Regions from separate parts of the Homo sapiens genome. Here region 1 is linked to region 2. The links are chromatin loops, found by intact Hi-C in ENCODE. Cell type or tissue: PC-9. All regions are shown on one strand.

Region 1 (2,500 bases), 140 kb after region 2:
ACCATTAACATGGTGATTCCTAATGTGTCTTATCATATCCCCCAAAAGGTTCGAAGTTCCTTGAAGGCCAGGATTCTTGTCTTGTTCAAGGTTGTATTCCCAGTGCTTTGTACCTGAGTCATGATAGGCACTTGGTCAATGTCTTGAGTTGAAAAGAAATGAAAACCATAATATACAAACAATCATTATTATTGTCAGAAGAATGTTGGAGGAGTATGAAGAGTTATTCTCTTACGCTTAATTTACCAGCCATCACCTGGCCTAAACCAGTGGTTTTCAAAGTGTGACCCTGGCCTAGCAGCATTAGCACCATGTGGAAACTTCTTAGAAACATAAATTCTTAGTTCAATCCCAGACCTACTGATTCAGAAACTTAGGGCATTGTGCTCAGTACTCTGTATTTTAATAACCCTCACTGCCAAGTGATTCTGATGCACACTGAAGTTTGAGAAAACACTCCCTAGTCCTAGTCCTACTCCCAAGATTGGGTCATAACATTCAACCATGGGAATATTACAAATTAGAAAAACGTTACATTTATAGCAAGATTTGTTTATCTAAATAAACACTTCTCCATCCTGGTCCCCCTATCTTCTTTTTTTTTTTTTTTTTTGAGATGGAGTCTTGCTCTGTCACCCAGGCTGGAGTGCAGTGGTGTGATCTTGGCTCACTGCAAGCTCTGCCTTGCGGGTTCATGCCATTCTCCTGCCTCAGCCTCCTGAGTAGCTGGGACTACAGGCGTCTGCCACCATGCCCGGCTAATTTTTGGTATTTTTAGTAGAGACGGGGTTTCACCATGTTAGCCAGGATGGTCTGGATCTCCTGACCTCGTGATCCACCCACCTCGGCCTCCCAAAGTGCTGGGATTACAGGCGTGAGCCACCACACCCAGCCCCCCTATCTTCTTATAGGGGTTTAAGTCAGCAGCAGGCATAAGTTTTGTTAAGCTCCATTCGATAGATAAAAACACTAAGGTTGAAAAAAAAACCCACTTTCTCAAATGATAAGACTAAAACAGGCAGTGTCAAAGAAGGGATCAGGCCCAAGACTCTTTCCACAGTAACACAAAGTCATTCAGAAGACAGTCAAATAAAATAAGCACCAGAGAATTCACCGTTTAGGGGCCAGAAATGTGAATGCATCTTTCCCAGCACTACAATGCTTGCTGATAACGGTAAATAACCTCTCAGGTGGCTTCCTGAGGGTTTGGGTTTCTAAGGATGCGAGTCAGTCCTTCATAATAATTAAGAGCAATGTCCCACACAACTTACAGCGTCGTTTTCTTTTTTTAAAAAAAAGGCACAATACCCAATTCATGCCACCCCAGAATGGCATTTTTTTTAAACCTGCTTCACATTTGTAGAGGTGAAGAACCTCCACCTCTAAGAAACCTTGCTTTCAGATATAGAGGTCCCAGCCTAAACACCTAGGTTTGGGTGGATACGGCCCGGAAACTTCTGGAAAATGAGGACAAAGCTGGACTGCTGAAGGTCTTGTCTGTGTTTGGGTGGCTGTCTGGCGCCCCCTTGTGTTCAGTGCCTGGACCCAAAAGAGCCGGAAGGCAACAATGATGCAGTGAGGGCAAATGGCTACAGCAATTCACAAATGGCACTCTGGCCAGTGAGGACCAGAGGAATGGGCTTAGGACTGGGCAAAGGCCCCTCTGCCCACCATCTGGGCTCTCCTGAAGGCCCTCCAAGCACTCTTCCAGCCCTAGTGGAGAAGCAGTCACTAGGAAGACTTGCCTGGACAGGCATAGGTGGAAGCTGTGCCCAAGCTCACCCGTTGTGTCCACCAGGAAGATGGGTCATTGCATCCTTCTTGCTGGGTGTTTGGCCAGAGGGCTTTTCCTCCTGACTTACTGCCCAGGGCAGAGGCTTAGAGCACCCCCACCTCCCTTTTTTTTCTTTTTTTTGACGGAATTTCGCTCTTGTTGCCCAGGCTGGAGTGCAATGATGCGATCTGGGATCATCACAACCTCCACCTCCCAGGTTCAAGCAATTCTCCTGCCTCAGCCTCCCGAGTAGCTGGGATTACAGGCATGTGCCACCATGCCCAGCTAGTTTTTTTTTTTTGTACTTTTAGTAGAGATGGGGTTTCACCATGTTGGTCAGGCTGGTCTCGAACTCCTGACCTCAGGTGATCCGCCCGCCTCAGCCTCCCAAAGTGCTGGGATTACAGATGTCAGCCACTGCACCTGGCCCCCACCCCCTTTATTAAAGGGAAATTGAGTGTTCTGCTGAAGACAGCTTGGGCCCCTGAGGAGACATTGCAAGGCAGTTCTGAATGTGCTAAGTCAGTGGGTGATAATGGGCACTGTGTGCCCAGCAAAGGCACTTCCCACCCTCGGCCATAAACAGTCTTTAACTGGTTCACACAGAAGGCTGGGGTTGGCTCTTCCTTCTCACCTGCCTGCTCCCTGACTCCCACACTGCAGGGCTCTACCTTCCCAGTCATATCACCAAATCCTGCCCTTGGTGTGAAAAAGACCATGGCATGT
Region 2 (2,500 bases):
CTAGAGGTATGAGAAATAAATGCATACCTAATTTTGAGAAATCCTGACTCTGAGAAGCACTTCTGCAGTCCCAGTAAAAACAAAGTAGCAGCAGCCCTGCTGAGGTGATGCTGGGCTCATTCTCCATGGGAAAGACTGTGCAAGTCTGCAGCAACAGGTTATGAGTGTGGCAGCCCCAGAACAAGGGCACGTTGGAGACAGGGTGTAGCTAGGGAAATTGCGTGGTGCACATTTGAGGGTAGCAAATTATTTCTATGAGGCTCATATTGTTAGCAAGGAAGGACTTTTTTTTTTTTTTTTGAGATGGAGTCTCACTCTGTCGCCCAAGCTGGAGTGCAGTGGCAGTGATCTCAGCTCACTGCAACCTCGCCTCCCGGGTTCAAGCGATTCTCCTGCCTCAGCCTCCCGAGTAGCTGGGACTACGGGTGCGTGCTACCACACCCAGCTAATTTTTGTATTTTTAGTAGAGACGGGGTTTCACCATGTTGGCCTGGATGATCTCGCTCTCATGACCTCGTGATCCGCCCGCCTTGGCCTCCCAAAGTGCTGGGATTATAGACTTGGGCCACAGCGCCTGGCCGCAAGGAAGGACTTGTAATGCCCACCCTCCTAGTTCCATACAAACACACACATGCACACTCGCTAGGTCCAAAGAGTGTGATGAGGGGAAAATAGAGACATAGTTGCAGCGTCTGGATTAGGGCTGAGCCAGCAGGAAACATTAATCAGGGCATCAGGAAACCAGAGTTCTATTCTAAGCTCAGTTTGTAACGTCTTTGTGGACTTGAGCAAGTCACTTTCCTATTCTAAACCTTGTTTTATTTCCTTTGCAAATGAGGAAGTTGAAATACGTGATCTCAAAGATTCCTCCCAGTTCTTCACCTCATGAGACAAATGTAAATCAAGTAACATTCGCTATTGTGATTAGAAAAACTGCATTTACACAGGTTAGCCACTAGATGGGGACGTGCGATTGTTACGTGGCTGAAGGTTTCCTGTATTTCTTTATTTTTTATTTGGCCGCTAGAGGGCACGCCTGCCCTGCACTTAAAGCTGACTACTTTTAAGGAAAGACAAAGGAATTCTTGGATTTCTCCATTTTCCTCATCACCTGTGCTTATCAGAGAATTCCAGGGGCAAGCTACCCTTTCCAATTCATCACTAATTTATAAACAAAATAAGGAGTAAGGAATGCTTCTTACTTACTTCCTATAACATATTTAAGAATGAATGCTCAAAACGAAAGTAATTTATTTAAAACTTGTGTTGAGTCATTATGACTGCAAAATTTTTGCTCATGTTTTTCATATGCTATTCACTTGCAAATTATTAGAACTCTACATGTTCTGTTCATCTCAGCATTATTTATAACAGGGAAAAATTAGACACTAGCCAAAAATCTAAAAACGGGACAGTAAGGAAAAAGCAAATGGTTCTTTTAATCATCATCACTAAAAGTGGTTGTGACTTAAAATAATGACATAAAAGATGCTTCTACATTGTTGAGTAAAACATCAAGATAAATTTAAAATTATATTTCAAGCTTAACATATTCATTTAAAAAGAGAAAAGAAATTTTAGAGAGTTTATCTTGTTGGATTATCAGATGTTATTTTTCTCTTTTTAATGCCATATACTTTTCAAATTTTCAGTGGACTGGTATTACTTTTGTATTTAAAAAAGAAAAATATAAGGAAAAAGAAACCTGTCATGCACTTTCTAGTGGATTTTACTTACCAGTCATCTCTGTGTTTCTGGCATCAGCAAACTGAGCCAGAAACTCAGTGCCTCCCATTTCTTTTTTTTTTTTTAGATGGAGTCTTGCTCTGTCACCCAGGCTAGAGTGCAGTAGCTCAAACTTGGCTTGCTGCAACCTCTGCCTCCCGGGTTCAAGTGATTCTTCTGCCTCAGCCTCCCAAGTAGCTGGGATTACAGGTGCCCGTCACCGCACCCGGCTAATTTTTGTATTTTAGTGGAGATGGGGTTTCACCATCTTGACCAGGCTGGTCTCGACTCCTGACCTTGTGATCCACCCGCCTTGGCCTCCCAAAGTGCTGGGATTAACAGGCGTGAGCCACTGCGCCAGGCCGAATGCCTCCCATTTCTTGTATTCACCTTAAAAACTCCTGCAATGAAGGACTCCCTCCTCCCTCATCTAACCTATTATGTGTGTCGTGAGTTCTGACTATGATATCATTCCTGATGTGAAACCGAAGTCTCTCTAAGTCCATCCATTGGTTCAGTTCTGCCTTCTGACAGAGTCCACACCAGACTTCACATTTCTCCCAATCTTCTTTGTCCTACAAGGGCTTTCTATTCTTCAAGCTAAAGAGACACCAGTGATTCCGTTCGTTCATTCAGTTAACATTTAGGGGCCACAGCTTGTGCTATGTCCTGAGATTTGCCAATGAGCAGAGCTCAGAGTATTGAAAAGACAAACACACACGCCAGGCATTTTACTATGCTATGTTGTGTGCATGACAGGAGTACACAGGGCATC

The links. Hi-C counts contacts between places; a loop is a spot of excess contacts. Peaks named below come from ENCODE experiments on the same cell type or tissue, not always from the same donor. Only the 100,000 strongest peaks of a DNase experiment are listed, where the experiment ranks them.
Region 1: it touches region 2 in a loop (6-fold over the local background); 24 of 110 quality-filtered maps call a loop at or near these places.

The regions. Positions count from the first base shown.
Region 1 is chr2:113,248,380-113,250,879 of GRCh38, reverse strand. All of the region lies in intron 2 of PAX8 (paired box 8), which reads left to right. It overlaps PAX8-AS1 (PAX8 antisense RNA 1), which reads right to left. Exons shown (of 6, transcript NR_015377.2): 2 at 1-113. Among named protein-coding and RNA genes, the nearest start is that of PAX8-AS1, 13 kb to the right of the region's middle. In PC-9, CTCF peaks have their summits at 1,320 and 1,522 (motif pointing left); a DNase peak (open chromatin) is centred at 1,504.
Region 2 is chr2:113,388,967-113,391,466 of GRCh38, reverse strand. All of the region lies in intron 2 of LINC02966 (long intergenic non-protein coding RNA 2966), which reads right to left. Among named protein-coding and RNA genes, the nearest start is that of ZNG1B, 47 kb to the left of the region's middle. In PC-9, CTCF peaks have their summits at 802 and 1,002 (motif pointing right); a DNase peak (open chromatin) is centred at 966; H3K27ac peaks cover 801 bases.